2 separate regions of the Homo sapiens genome follow, and region 1 is linked to region 2. A link is an interaction called in ENCODE POLR2A ChIA-PET data of the cell type or tissue named here. Cell type or tissue: CD4-positive, alpha-beta T cell. All regions are shown on one strand.

Region 1 (8,000 bases), 110 kb after region 2:
TTTATTACAGACATTGCCTCCTTTTGAAGCCAATGGAAAAATCTTGGATTATGAAGTGACTCTCACAAGATGGAAATCACATTTACAAAATTACACAGTTAATGCCACAAAACTGACAGTAAATCTCACAAATGATCGCTATCTAGCAACCCTAACAGTAAGAAATCTTGTTGGCAAATCAGATGCAGCTGTTTTAACTATCCCTGCCTGTGACTTTCAAGGTTTGTATCTGTGAGATGGAGCCTGACTCTTGGGTGGAAAAATGGTGGTTAGGTATGGACAGGGCTCCCATAAAAAACACAAGTTATCTAAGACTGTCTCCTCAGTATCAGGGATAATCACTTGTTTATTTTTTAATTTTTTAAATTTTATAAATAATGATTTTCTTTTTTTCAGAGACTGGGTCTCGCCAGGTTGCTCAGGCTGGTCTCGAACTCCTGAGCTCAAGCGATCTCCCCTGGCCTCCCAAAGTGCTGGGATTAACAGGCATATGCCACCAAACCCAGCTAGTGATCGCATTTTTAGGAATCAGTCAGCAGACAAATTTCATCAGGATGCAAGAACATTTCCATCACTACATGCTCACTTAAACTTCACAGTAAGCTACTTCATTCATTTAAGCATATTCTGATTACTTACCTGGTTTTTAAAATATTATTTCAAGATTTTGAGAACTTTGTATACATATGACTGAAACGTTTATCTGTAGCTTTATTCGTAGCTTTCAAAGAAGAAAAATTGCAATTACAAACCGAAAGCATTTGAAGAATTTAGGGAAAGCAAATTTTTTTTTTTCTTTTTGAGACAGTCTTGCTCTGTCGCCTAGGCTGGAGTGCAATGGCACGATCTCAGCCTCTGCCTCCTGGCTTCAAGCGATTCTTGTGCACCAGCCTCCCAAGTAGCTGGAATTAAAGGCACGCACCACAATGCCTGGCTAATTTTGTATTTTTAGTAGAGACGGGGTTTCACCGTGTTGGCCAGGCTGGTTTCGAACTCCTGATGTCAAGTGATCCACCTGCCTTGGCCTCGTAAAATGTTGGAATTACAGGAATGAGCCACAGTGCCCAGCGGGGAAGCAAAATCTAAGTTTAAAAATTGACTACTTTACCTGTAAGTTATAATAAAGTGCTTTTAGGCAAGGAAGTATATGCTACAAAAATTGATAAATCACATGTTTTGGAAATGACTGTAAAATATGGAAATTTCAAATTTGTTAATATTTATTATTTCAATATTCAAACTTTGTTTTAAAGCTACTCACCCTGTAATGGATCTTAAAGCATTCCCCAAAGATAACATGCTTTGGGTGGAATGGACTACTCCAAGGGAATCTGTAAAGAAATATATACTTGAGTGGTGTGTGTTATCAGATAAAGCACCCTGTATCACAGACTGGCAACAAGAAGATGGTACCGTGCATCGCACCTATTTAAGAGGTATACCTGGCTAGAAACATCTAAATTGATATCCTTTTTCTAACTCTTTAGGCAGCTTTTTCTTTTGCTTATAGTGTTTTGGTCCGTTGAAACGACTTCCAATTTATCATAGCCTCACTACTTACTAGATGTGTGACTTTCAGCAAGTCATACTTAACCTCTCTGAATTACAGTCTCTTTATGAACAGAGTGGGGTTAATACTTTCTTCTTTTTGTACCCCAATATGATTTTATCGTCAAGGGAAAACTCCTAAAACTATAGAGTATAGAGAAATATAAGAGTCCAACCTTTGCTGCTGATTAGTTATATGTTCTCTGTACCTCATCCTTCACATGAGAAAATAGTTTCCTAGAGCATCTGGATGACTTGTGTAATGTCTTAGAACCATCAGATAGAGGAAGCAGAACTAGAACTCAGATTTCCTTATGTCTTTCAATTGGAAGTAGTAACAAAGGACAGAAGTAATGAATCGTAGCGCTCCAGTCTGTGTGTTATGGTGCTGCTTAAGTGGTTATAAAGTGATACAACAACTTTGAAGAGAAAAAAACTCAGTTTATAGTCTTTTGTTGATAATTAATAATTAGAATTCAGCTGTGAATAATATGGTTAATTAGAGAAAAGCCCTAAGCAGAGAGATTCCTGCCATAAAGTTTTTGAGCTTTAGTCATAATACAGGCTGTTTGGACTTACATGTTATTAGTGTACAGTTTTAATAAGCTTGGTTATCTAGTTTACTGACTTTATCAAATTAAAAACATGGTGGAGCTTAGGAAGTCCTGAAACAGGCTGGAAATAACTATAGAAACTTCTTAAAAAAAAATAAATACAGGGTCTCACTCTGTTGCCTAGGCTAGAGTATGGTGGCATGATCATGGCTGACTGCAGCCTTCAACTCCCAGGCTGAAGTGACCCTTCTGCCTCATCCTCTGGAGTATCTGGGACTACAGGCACATGCTGCCACACTCAGCTAATTTTATTTTTTTGTAGAGAGGGAATCTCACTGTGTTGCAAAGGCTGATCTCCAACACCTGGCCTCAAGCGATTCTTTTACCTCAAACTCCCAAAGTGCTGGTATTACAGGCGTGAACCACTGCTCAGAGCCAATAGAAACTTTTTAAAGCAGCAGCCGATGCGGTGGCTCACGCCTGTAATTCCAGCACTTTGGGAGGCTGAGGCGGGCAAATCACCTGAGGTCGGGAGTTCGAGACCAGCCTGACCAATGTGGATAAACTCCGTCTCTACTAAAACAAAATCAGCTAGGCGTGGTGGCACATGCCTGTAATCCCAGCCATTTGGGAGGCTGAGGCTGGAGAATCTCTTGAACCCGGGAGGCGGAGGTTGCAGTGAGCCAAGATCATGCCATTGCACTCCAGCCTGAACAACAAGAACGAAACTCCATCTCAAAAAAAATAGAAGCTAGCATAAGTTGTGGAGACATTAAGTTTGGGTAGGTAGTCGTATGTTGCTCAGTAACCCTGAAAGCATCACATTAGAGTAGAATATAAAAATTGTTCATTTTTTGGTAATATTGAATCATTAAGAAAAGGTAAAATCTGTTTAAGAAGGTAAAGGAGCATGTAACTTCATGAGTAATAGTTAAGGAATATACATTCTTATTGAAGGTATAAATTTCAATAAAACATTTTCTAATATGTACAGATAATATACTGTATAAATAAGAAAAATTTTAGTGGTGCATGCTAAAAAAGATAAAAATAAAGGAAGTTTGTTTTGGTTTTTGTTTTTTTGAGACAGAGTCTCACTCTGTCGCCCAGGCTGGAGTGCAGTGGTGCGATCTCGGCTCACTGCAAGCTCCGCCTCCTGGGTTCAAGTGATTCTCCTGCCACAGCCTCCCAAGCATCTGGGACTACAGGTGCCCACCACCATGCCCAGCTAATTTTTGTATTTTCAGTAAAGGGGGGTTTCACCATGTTGGCCATGCTGGTCTCAAACTCCTAACCTCAAGTGATCCTCCCACCTTAACCTCCCAAAGTGCTGGGATTACAGACGTGAGCCACAGCGCCTGGCCGAGGAAATTTTTTAAGATACCCTTTTTTCCAACTCGCAAACTAGGACCGTTAGTGCTTTCCCCTAGGTCTTACTGCTTTAGTCGTCTTGCTCCTTAGGCTGTTCTCTCTTGTAGGTAAGACATACAAAAATTGTCAGACTCTATAAAATCCAGAGTAATTTGAGATCATTGTTTTATAAATTCTAAATGTAAATACCATCATTGTTCTTAACAATGTATTTTTTATCCACTGCATTGGCAATACTTTTACAGACAGTTTTACCTGATTAAGCTTGAATCCAGTACACAAAAGACAATGCTTACTTAGAAAACTGCAGTTTTAAAAGAAAATTAAGTGGTCATGAAATTATAATGTAAAAATAAATTACGGTATTAACTTGACTTTTTCATTATGGAAAAACATGCTTAATCTGCTATTCTTGCTTTAGGGAACTTAGCAGAGAGCAAATGCTATTTGATAACAGTTACTCCAGTATATGCTGATGGACCAGGAAGCCCTGAATCCATAAAGGCATACCTTAAACAAGCTCGTAAGTCCAAACTCACTTCTTTGAAAAAAAAAGTTTAGGGCTTTGTATTAACAGAAACATTTTATCGCTTTTAAATAAAGATGTATCTCATTATGTTCAAATGATTTTATGACAAGGAAATTTTACTAGATTGTAAATGATTTTCAGTTAGCAAATGTGTTCACTCTGTTACAGCACCTTCCAAAGGACCTACTGTTCGGACAAAAAAAGTAGGGAAAAACGAAGCTGTCTTAGAGTGGGACCAACTTCCTGTTGATGTTCAGAATGGATTTATCAGAAATTATACTATATTTTATAGAACCATCATTGGAAATGAAACTGGTAATAAAACTGTATCAGTTATTAAGAATCAGTTATTTTTTCCTTAAGCTTTTAAGTACTAATTTAAGTCTGTTCTTCTTATACATCTTATAGTATATTGGCCTCAGGAGACACCTGAGAATTTGCCTTATGGTTACTTTCATGGATTTATTGAAAAAGTATTGTGTTGTGCTTTAGAACATAAAATTATGTCAGAACATTATAAAAGTTGTTTTCCAACAAAAATACTTCGCTTCTTTTTTAACACTTTCACAATGCCAAATATAGGCCAAATAAGCAAAAGCATTGAATAGTTGAATGAAGCACAGTTCTTATTTCTTCCAGCTGTGAATGTGGATTCTTCCCACACAGAATATACATTGTCCTCTTTGACTAGTGACACATTGTACATGGTACGAATGGCAGCATACACAGATGAAGGTGGGAAGGATGGTCCAGAATTCACTTTTACTACCCCAAAGTTTGGTAAGAAATAATGAAGTTTGGTTTTTTTTCTTTCTCAAACTTAGGTTAGAAATGAACTTAGTTTATGTGCTAAAATTGTGTTAAAAAGTACATCTTTGGATTCATGATGATTTTTATATTATCTGGCTTTGGTTGGTGGTTTCTTTATAGAAAGTGTTATTCCTCACCTTTTTGGTATTTTATTAACTGCTTCTGACTATATTCAGCTGTACTAAAAATCCTAAAAGAATTTGTGTATCTTTCCATGTGGGTTCATTTTTTTCACTGGTTTGGGTGTGTTCTTTCCTTCTCTATCCTCATTTCTTTCTTTTATTGAGAGATTACTTGAAGGACTAGTCCACTTTACAGTCTTCACTTCCGTACCTCCCACTCAGTATTTAACATACTGAAATTAGGGGTCCTACCCCACCCCTGCACTGAAACCTCTCTGGTGTCACTCAGAAGACCTCTTGATCATCATATGTACTGCATGCTTTTTAGTTTTCATCTTTTTTCTACTTTTTTTTTTTGGAGGCAGGGTCTTACTCTGTTGCCCAGGCTACAGTGGAGTGCAATGGCATGAACATGGCACACTGCAGCCTTGACCTCCTGGGCTCAAGTGATCCTCCTACCTCAGTTTCTCAAGTAGCTGGGACCAGTGCCACCACATCCAGCTAATTTTTTTTATAGAGATGGCTGGTCTCAAACTCCTGGGCTCAAGTGATCCTTCTGCCTTGGCCTCCTAAAGTGCTGGGATTATAGACATAAGCCACTGCCTCCAGCCTTTTCTGCATTTGACTCTGTTGGCCTTCCATCCTTGAAACTCCCTCCTCCCTTGGGTTTTCTAACCATACTTTTTCTGCTAGCACAGTCTCCTGAGTCTCCTTGTTCTTTGGTGTTTTCTTCTTCTTCTCCTTTTTTTGCTTTTTTTTTTTTTTTTTTTTTTTTTGAGACAGAGTCTCGCTCTGTCACCCAGGCTGGAGTGCAGTGGTGCGATCTCAGCTCACTGCAACCTCCACCTCCCAGGTTCAAGTGATTCTCCTACCTCAGCCTCCCACGTAGCTGGGGTAGAGGTGCCCACTACCATGCCTGGCTAATTTTTTGTATTTTTGTAGAGACGGGGTTTCACCATGTTGGCTGGGATGGTCTCGACCTCCTGACCTCAGGTGATCCACCTGCCTCGGCCTCCCAAAGTGCTGGGATTACAGGCATGAGCCACCGCACCCGGCCTCTTGACCCTGTTTTCTTACTTGCCTATTCAAACTCTGTCCATGGCTTTAGCCATCTTCTCTTTCCTTCCCAAATACATTTTCCCTCCCTCGTTCTATGCCAAAGCCATAAATTTAAATGTGATTACAATAAATGTATTTGTATATTTTTCTCTCACATAAGCTGAGTGTCAAGTCCTGTTGATTGTGCGTACCCTTTCATCATCATTTTCTTCAACTGCAAGCTCCTCATGCTAACTTCTCTTTTCTTAGTGCATTGCCCCCAGTGAGGTCTTCACCTCATCATCTGGCTCTTCTGTATCTTCCCTAAAGCAAACTTAACCAACATTCTTTCTTGCTCCCCCTACATTTTGAATCATTATAGAAAATTACCTTATTTTACCATAATTGTAACCCCCACCCCCAAGTGCCAGCCTAGTTAATGATAAGTAGTAAATTCCATGTGCCTTGTTGGTTGAATGCTTGCTGAATGAGGGAATAAATGAATGAGTGACTACATAAAATAAATGATAAAAGTTCCTGAGCTTTGCTGTTAGGGTCAGTAATGAATATAGTTTCTGGGATAAGGTTGGTCCCATGTGGTGGTATGTTAATAGGTATGTTATTTAAAATAAAACTTTATACCATAATCTTGAGAAAAATTAAAAAATAAACTTAAAAATGTATATTTTATGTATTTCTGTGGAGACCAGCCATCTCTACAGAGCTTTGTATATATGTATGTGTGTGTGTACACACACACATAAAAGCCCATATGTATATTTTTTGTTTGTTTGTTTTTGAGACAGAGTCTTGCTCTGTCTCCCAGGCTGGAGTGCAGTGGTGCAGTCATAGCTCACTGCAACCTCAAATTCCTGGGCTCAAGCAATCCTCCTGCCTCAGCCTCCCAAGTAACTAAGACTGCTGGTAGGCACCACCATGCCTGGCTAGTTAAAACAATTTTTTTGGTAGAGATGGGATCTCGCTGTGTTGCCCAGGCTGGTTTTGAACTCCTGGCCTCAGTCCTCCTGCCTTAGCCTCCCAGAGTGCCGGATTACAGGTATGAGCCACCATGCTCAGCCTAAAATTTTTTTATTACATAGGTGTTCATTATAGGGAATTTAGACTGTACAGTAAAATGTAGAGAGGAAGAAAAATTAGTCCTAGTCCCTTACCCCAAAATAACATATTTGTGTATCCTTTTAGTGTCTTCTTTGTATATATTTTTTTCCTAAAATTAAATTATACTTAGTATTATTTTATAACCTACCTTTTTTCAATTCTCTATCTGTAGTCTCATGGATCCATTATGGCTTCTTCACATGGCTTGAGTCTTGCCAACGAGGACCTTACAGCTTAGTTGAAGAAATTTTGCATAAGTAAATCAGAAAAAGGAGAACCTGTGGACTATGTAGACAGTAAATAGAGTAGGAATTTAAATATACCAGTAGTGGATAATTTTACCTTCAAAGGTTTTATGAAGAAGAAAATACTTGAGCCTTGAGTTAGTATGTGGACAAATAGGAAGAAGGTGGCATCTTAGAGAGCAGCATGAGCAAAGGCACAGGCTTGAAAACATAAAAGCAGATGTTTAATAAAGCAAAGTTTCTGCCTAAATTAGATTTGGCATTTTATATATATATACACACATACATACCCATATCAATATATATATACACACATATATCAATATATACACACATAAATATATATACATACACCCATATATATATATATATGATGCTTAGCATTTAAGAGTTAATATTTGCCAACCCATAGTTTATTCTCAAGCATTTAACTGATTTCTTGATTTCTACTGAGCTTCATAGGATGTTAGTTACTTACAAAGGGATATGTGTGGTGGAAGGATAAAATTAAGTGAATAGTATATGGCTGCAATATTACTTTCATACATTTTTTACTGTAAAAGACTAAGTAAAATTCAAAATTAATCAGGACAGTCATTTAAAAAATCTCCAATGTTAATTATCCCAATTAGTGATTAATTTGATGAACAAGTCCTCTTTTAAA
Region 2 (8,000 bases):
TCTCGAACTCCCGACCTCAGGTGATCCACCCACCTCAGCCTCCCAAAGTGCTGGGATTACAGGTGTGAGCCACCACGCCTGGCCTCAAATTTAAAAGTTTAATCAAACAAAATGTAAGCAACATTCTTAGTTCATGGGTCATACAAAACAAGTGCCATTTGGCCCACAAGTCATAGTCTGTGAGCTGCTTCTGTGGAATAGAAAAAGGAATCGTTGCAACCATCTCCTTATCCAATCTCTCACTCTGCTCTTAACCCAATACCTCTGGGACTCAAGAAATTAAAATACCTCCACCACATTTATTGCTATATAAGTGAGTATATGTATGCACATGGTTCCATCTTACATGTTCCAAAAATCAAAGGACTCACCAAAAACAGGAGCTACAATTCCACATTTGATTTTAAGAAACCAACACCCCAGGTTTTCAAATGCCCCTTAAGAGCTTTGCTTGTAACAAATATTTTTGCTTTTTGTTGCATTGTGGCAGAGGATTTTAGGATCAGCACCTTTGCAGTCAACTACCCAACCTCTCTCCTCTCCTGGGAATCCTTCTTCCACACCCTTACACAAATTGTCAACAGCATGGCCTCCCGTCACCTCCCAAGCCAGCCTCTTCCAATGCTTACAAGCTGTAACTATTAGAAAGTCCTGATACCGGGACGTGTGTGGTGGCTCACACCTGTAATCCCAGCACTTTGGGAGGCCAAGGCTGGTTGGTCACTTGACGTCAGGAGTTCAAGACCAGTTTGGCCAACATGGTGAAACCCCATCTCTAGGAAAAATAAAAAAATCAGCCAGGTGTGGTGGCATGCCTTTTGTCTGTAATCCCAGCTACTCGGGGGGCTGAGGCAGGAGAATCACTTGAACCTGGGAGGCGCATGTTGCAGTGAGCCGAGATTGTGCCACTGCACTTTAGTCTGGGCAACAGAGCAAGACCCCAAGGGAATGGAAGGGGAGGGGAGGGGAGAAAGGAAGAAAGGAAAGAAAGTCCTGATTTTTTTTATGGTATTTAATTTCCTTTAATATCACATAAATTCTTTTTTATATATGGAGTATTTTATAATCTGTATTTGAAAAGAAGTGATTCATTATTCTTGATTCTACTAGAAATATTATTATATAAAAGACATCAGTGAGGCCGGGCATGGTGGCTCACTCCTGTAATCCCAGCACTTTGGGAGGCTGAGGTGGGCAGATCACAAGGTCAGGAGATCGAGACCATCCTGGCTAACACGGTGAAACCCCGTCTCTACTAAAAATACAAAAAATTAGCCAGGCGTGGTGGTGGGCGCCTGTAGTCCCAGCTACTCGGGAGGCTGAGGCAGGAGAATGGCATGAACCCAGGAGGTGGAGCTTGCAGTGAGCCGAGATGGCGCCACTGCACTCCAGCCTGGGCGACAGAGAGATACTCCATCTCAAAAAAAAAAAAGCCATCAGTGCAAACCTTCCTAGGGGTATTTGGGGCATTAAAAGAGAGCATCTCTAAGGTTACAGCCCTATCCCAAGCCCCATCAGGAATTCTCCCAGACAACTCAATGACCTCCCTGGGCATACTTGCCTCCCTCCAGTCCACTCTCCACACTGCAACCAGGTTGATCATTTAAAAAGGTACATCTGATTATGTCACCCTCTTGCCTAAATCATTTTAATGGTTTCTCATCATTCTCAGAATAGAAACCAAAATCCCTACCACAGCCCACAAAGCCCAGCCTGCAGCCTCATCTCGTTGCCTCCCCATAAGCTTCCATCTACGACAATGCCTTGTCTCCTCACCTCCTCAGAGTTGTCACTCTCCTGCAGGTGGTCCTCTCTGCCTGAATGCTCTGTACCTACCTCATACCGTTCCCTGCTCACTTCTCTTGAGTAAATACCTAGGAGTGAGATTGTTATGTTACATGCTTTGTGTATGCTTAACTTTGTAAGAAACTGCTGTCAATCAAGAAAAATGACGAGACAAGTCTCAATCATTTTAGGAGGTTTATTTTGCCAAAGTTAAGGCTGCACACCTGGGAGACAGGTCTATGCCTTTCTCTGAAGATGATTTTGAGGGCTCCAAATTTAAAGGGGAAAGGGCAGGATATTGAGATGTATACAATTTTCATGTAAGAGCAGGGTAAGGAAAAATAGCCATTCATGCCTTTGTCTGGCTCAGTGAATCTGCGGTTTTTACATAAGATGACATAGACAAATGGGGCAGAGGAAAAAATGCAGGGAATCTGCTTTTTTTTTTTTTTTAGACAGAGTCTCGCACTGTCGCTCAGGCTGGAGTGCAATGGCACGATCTCGGCTCACTGCAACCTCTGCCTCCCAGGTTCAAGCAGTTCTCCTGCCTCAACCTCCCAAATAGCTGGGATTAGAGGCGCCTGCCACCACGCCCAGCTAACTTTTTGTATTTTTAGTAAAGGCGCGATTTCACTATGTTGGCCAAGCTGGTCTCAAACTCCTGACCTCGTGATCCGCCAGCCTCCGCCTTCCAAAGTGATGGGATTACAGGTGTGAGCCATCACGCCCGGCTGGGAATCTGCATTTTCCATAAGATAACATAGACGAAAATGGGCCAGGAGAACAATCTGATATGCATTTGTGTCTGGTGGGCCAGGGGTGACAGCATCCATAAAGATAAGGATCAGTTTACATTGCCATGGTGAAATTTTAACAGAAACACCTTAGAAGATCTTGCAGCTCACAAGGAATTTCCTTGTGGGCAAAATATGGGGGAAGCTTGTAGCTTTTCATCTTGTAGCCATCTTATTTAGGAACCAAAAATGGGGAAGCAGGTTTGTGTGACCCAGTTCCCAGCTTGACTTTTCCCTTTGGCTTAATGAGTTTGGGATCCCAAGATTTAATTTCCTTTCACACTGCCAAATTGTTTTCCAGAGTGGCTGTACTATTTTGCATTCCCGTCAGCAATGTAAGAAAATTCTTAAAAATATCAAGTGCTCCAAATCCTTGCTAGCACTTGATATTGGTAGTTTCATTGTATGCTACATTTTTTTTTTTAGACGGAGTTTTGCTCTTGTTGTCCAGGCTGGAGTGCAATGGTGTGATCTTGGCTCACCGCAACCTCCGCCTCCCAGGTTCAAGCGATTCTCCTGCCTCAGCCTCCAGAGTAGCTGAGATTACAGGCATGTGCCGTCACGCCTGGCTAATTTTGTATTTTTAGTAGAGACGGGGTTTCTCCATGTTGGTCAGGCTTGTCTTGAACTCCTGACCTCAGATGATCTGCCCACCTCGGCCTCCCAAAGTGCTGGGATTACAAGCGTGAGCCACTGTGCCCAGCCTGTATGCTATATTTTTAACAAAGCACAGAGTAAGTGCTATCCGATTATGAGGTTCCGCTAAAGGGAATAGAAGATGAGTAACTCCTTTGAACCCATTTCAGTGAGAGCTCTCTGGTCGAAGTTATCTCCCACTCTCCCTCCAGCCTTCATAGTAATAACCTTTAGCCAAGCTGCTATGAAAGCACAAGAGATTTAATGGGCTTAACCACAGAGACTGTTTTTCAGACTGAATTGATAAAAGTACAGCAGCTTCAAAGTCTTACCTTACTATCTCTACCCAGCTCAGTCTTACTCCTGACCACGACTTCGACTTCGCTGTTGGAATCAAAGTGGTGAGTGTGAAGGTCACATGTGTAAAAATGTTACAAAGGGCATAGTCACAGAGGGCTTGAAGACTTCCGGGAGCGAAAATACTTTTGAAGGTTGGTTAACATATTTTCCAGATCAACTGAGAGTTTAACTCTTCAGAAGACTACAAGTGGATTCTTTTTTCTTTCCCTTAACACAGAACCTACATGTTGGTAAGCACTTGTAGACATGGGTACCTTTGACAACTGTAGCTTCCAATAAAGCGTGCAAGGGTGCTAATATCACACCAATTAAAAGGCTGACATGCAAATTGCTAGAAGTGTTTTACAGTTTGTTTTTCATTGTATCAGAATACCCCAGTGAGAATGTTTTTGACTAATACAGTAATAAAAGGCTGGCTCTGGAGCTACCCTTTGCTAAGGTAACATATTAATGAGTCACCAGAAGCTATAAATAGAACTCAACATGAACTTCTGTCCACAATTACACCACTATTCCCACAAAGAGAGATGTTACTAATGATGGAACACGGCCTGCTAGCCACTATTACAACCAAGGCGGGTGAGGACACGGGGAACCACAGCCTTGTGGGAAATGTGCACTGTGCTACGAGTTGCTGAGATGTCATTACAGTGTGTGCTTTCCCTTACGGCCTGTGAGGCAGTTTTATTGTTTTCCTTAAGGATCATCAATGTGTATGCCAGCCAAGTTTGTCAAATTCTCTCTCTCTCTCTCTCTCTCTCTCTCTCTCGTTAAATTCCAGACAATAATTGCCTTGAGTCAGTAATTTATAGGAGAGCTCCATAACCATTTACTGGATGGATATAACACTCTGGAATTTTTTTTTTTTTTTTTTTGAGACGGAGTCTAGCTCTGTCACCCAGGCTGGAGTGCAGTGACACGCTCTCTGCTCACTGCAAGCTCCGCCTCCCGGGTTCACACCATTCTCCTGCCTCAGCCTCCTGGGTAGCTAGGATTACAGGCACCCACCACCAGGCCCGGCTAGTTTTTTTTATTTTTAGTAGAGACGGGGTTTCATTGTGTTAGCCAGGATGGTCTCAATCTCCTGACCTCGTGATCCGTCCGCCTCGGCCTCCCAAAGTGCTGGGATTATAGGCGTGAGCCACCGCGCCTGGCCAATTTTTTTTAAGACTCAGGGTCTCACTCTGTGGCCTAGCCTGGGGTAGAATGGTGCAATCATGGCTCACCACAGCCTCAAACACCTGGGCTCAAATGATCCTACCACTTCAGCCTCCTAAGTAGCTGGGACTACAGGTGCACAACCCACATGCAATAATTTTTATTTAGTTAGTTAGTTATTTGAGACAGAGTCTTGTTCTGTCGCCAGGCTGGAGTGCAGTGGCGCGATCTCGGCTCCCTGCAACCTCTGCCTCCTGGGTTCAAGCGATTCTCCTCCCTCAGCCTCCGGAGTAGCTGGGATTACAGGCACCCGCACCATGCCCGGCTAATTTTTTGTATTTTAGTAGAGATGGGGTTTCACCTTGTTGGCCAGGATGGTCTTGATCTCCTGACCTTGTGATCCGCCCGCCTTGGCATCCCAAAGTGCTGGGATTACAGGCGTGAGCCACTGCGCCCAACCTATTTTTTAGCTTTTTAGAGACAAGTTCTCACTATGTTGCCCAGGCTGGTCTCAAACTCCTGGCCGCAAGCCATCCTCCTTCTTTGGCCTCCCAAAGTGCTGGGATTATAGGCACAGGCTACCACACCTGGCAATACTCCAGAATTTTGATCAGTTATATACACAGGTCAATATATTCAAGCCAATTTCCTTCAAAATATCCATTTAAATGTTCCCCCTATCAAAAGATATCTCTGCCAACAGCCCTACTATGTTTCCTCACACCTTGCTGAGCTCATTTCTTCAGGCAATAATGAGGAGAGAATAAAATGTCACCTGGAAACTGAGAAAGGGCAAACATGTCAAGACCCTGCTATTCACCACACCTTAGGTCTAGTTTCACACCAACTCTAGAGGGAGGATAGGAGACAGAAAAAGTAATGTTGAGAAAACAGAAGTGGTCAGAAATGGTCCAGTACACAAAGTCCTACTAGAGTAGAGAGCCAGAGCTCTCTACTGTGGAAATCTGTAGACTCCAGGTTCTCGGGGGAGACGTTGAGAAAGAGAAATAAAGAGACAGTAAACAAATCATCTTCCCTGCGAGTTTGCCTGGTGGTCTCTCATTTCCCATGGCCAAGTCCTCAGTAAATGCTTCCAGTACCTGAGTCAGTCTGAGAAATCGAGGGAGGGTAGGAAAGGAAAGTTATATGTGGTAGGCAGTAACTTTCTCTTCTTACTCACGTTCGAATGCAATCTAGGCAGATGGCAGAACGTTCAAATCAATGATCTCTTCTTCACAAGTTCAGGTCAGAATTATAAGCTCTCTGTGGTCCCACCCCCGGTTCCCTCATCTCTTCTTTCCTCCCCCCAGCATCATACACAGTACCCTTCTTCTCCAGGACCCTCCCTCCATCTCTGTTTTATTTTAACTAGAGTACTGTCTGCTTTTCTGCCCTTTCATGATTCAAGTCATGAAACCTAATGCGAAAAGGCAAGATGACCAAGCAAATGGAAAAGACAAACGTCTAAAATTCTGCAACAATGAGATGAATCTATCTGAAGAGGCTTCCATTCCAGAGGGCAAGAAAAGGGAAGAGAAAATACTCCCCGTAGATGCTAGGTCCTCTGGAGGTAGTAATAAGGAGCCCAAACTATGTCTTCCTCATAGTCTAAGACTCAGTCCTACCTGAGATGCACGGGGCTTGGGATGATGCCTGTCTTTCAGAAGCACTCCCCACACCCCACTGTGGTGCCAGCTTAGGAAATTCCACGGGGACAGGGCTCAACTCTGAGCTCCAACTCCCAACCACCTTCTCCCTTTGGCTTATTCCCTCATCCTCAAAGTGGCTAGGCATACACAAAACCCGGAAGAAGAAAGTGTTCGGGTATAAGGATCCCCTGGTTTGACAGATGGCTCAAAGTTCAAGTGGCACAGAAAAGACAAAAACAGGAAGTATAAGGACATAGGGGTGTCTATAGCAGCAGAGGCTGAAGGAAGACTAGAATGGAGAATGGATACACATAGAGAACAGGGGGTACTCTCTGACTCTGTGCCTCTGCTTTAGTCTTTAAAGACAAAGAAACTTCCAGAACCAAGGTATTGACTATCATCATCCTATGCTCTTTCTATATCACAACTCTGTCTCGTAAGGATGTCTGGCTAGTTTTTCTCATATCTGCAAGCCTGGCCATACTCTAACACGGTCAGGGTTATTAATATAAGGTCTTCTATGGTGTAACTTGTGCCAATGAATGAGATTGGATCTATTTCGATGCTGCAATAACCAGTTGTATATCTATTGGTAAATAGTAAAAACCCCAGAGAGATGCAAATTGATAGCCAGTCAATCCCAAGCACTCAAAATTATTCTGTAGACTGTCTCAACAGACTCTAGGACTAGTCTAGCCTTGCTAATCCTCTGGTAAGAAGGATCTCACCCACGCTACTCCACTCAGAGAAATTGGATCCAGACCTATGCTGAGCCCTCAGAGCTCTGGTTAGACCACAGCAGAGATGATGACCTCAGAACTCTGGGTCCATGTGAGCCAGGAGCAATCTCCAAGATAGCACAAAAGCTACAGGCTTACCTGCTAACTATCAACAATTTTTTAAGATTCCTCAAACTTTCTAAAGAGAATTCAGTTTGTTACAGATTCACAAGGAGAAGATTGGACCAAGACCCAGAGGCTGAGATCAGTATAGAGATCTTTTAAAATTAGCCGGGTGTAGTGGCGGGTGCCTATAATCCCAGCTACCTGGGAGGCTGAGACAGGAGAATCTCTTGAACCCAGGAGGCAGAGGTTACAATGAGCTGAGATTGCACCATTGCACTCCAGCCTGGGCAGCAAGAGCAAAACTTCATCTCAAAATAAATAAATAAATAAAGATCTTTTAACATAAAGTCCAGCCAGGTACAACCTTCCAAGATCAGATCTTCCAAATATCAGAATGACCTGGGAGCACATTTTTTTAGGTTTTTTAAAAATTGAGATAAAATGTATATGACATAAAATTAACCATTAACCATTTTAAAGCATACAATTCAGTGGCATTTAGTACATACACAATGTTGTGCAATCATTACCTCTAACTATTTCCAAGAAGTTTCACCACTCGCAAGGACATTCCTTACCCATTAAAAAATCACACTTGGGCTATGGCTCATGCCTGTAATCTCAGCATTTTGGGAGGCTGAGGCAGGCAAATCCCTTGAGGCCAGGAGTTCAAGACCAGCCTGGCCAACATGGCGAAACCCCATCTCTACTAAAAATACAAAAATTATCTGGGTGCAGTGGTGTACACCTGTAATCCCAGCTACTCGGGAGGC

Evidence for each region. Peaks named below come from ENCODE experiments on the same cell type or tissue, not always from the same donor. Only the 100,000 strongest peaks of a DNase experiment are listed, where the experiment ranks them.
Region 1: POLR2A ChIA-PET joins it to region 2 with 12 read pairs; 4 of 35 experiments call an interaction of 5 or more read pairs at or near these places.

Annotation. Positions count from the first base shown.
Region 1 is chr5:55,948,246-55,956,245 of GRCh38, reverse strand. It overlaps IL6ST (interleukin 6 cytokine family signal transducer), which reads left to right. Exons shown (of 17, transcript NM_002184.4): 10 at 11-221; 11 at 1,254-1,436; 12 at 3,895-3,996; 13 at 4,171-4,317; 14 at 4,642-4,782. Among named protein-coding and RNA genes, the nearest start is that of IL6ST, 43 kb to the left of the region's middle. In CD4-positive, alpha-beta T cell, no CTCF peak of the experiment used is centred here; no DNase peak of the experiment used is centred here.
Region 2 is chr5:56,054,644-56,062,643 of GRCh38, reverse strand. It overlaps LOC105378976 (a long non-coding RNA gene), which reads right to left and starts at 3,624. Exons shown (of 2, transcript XR_007058777.1): 1 at 3,548-3,624. In CD4-positive, alpha-beta T cell, no CTCF peak of the experiment used is centred here; DNase peaks (open chromatin) are centred at 1,723, 3,603 and 4,143; H3K4me3 peaks cover 1,218 bases; H3K27ac peaks cover 3,337 bases.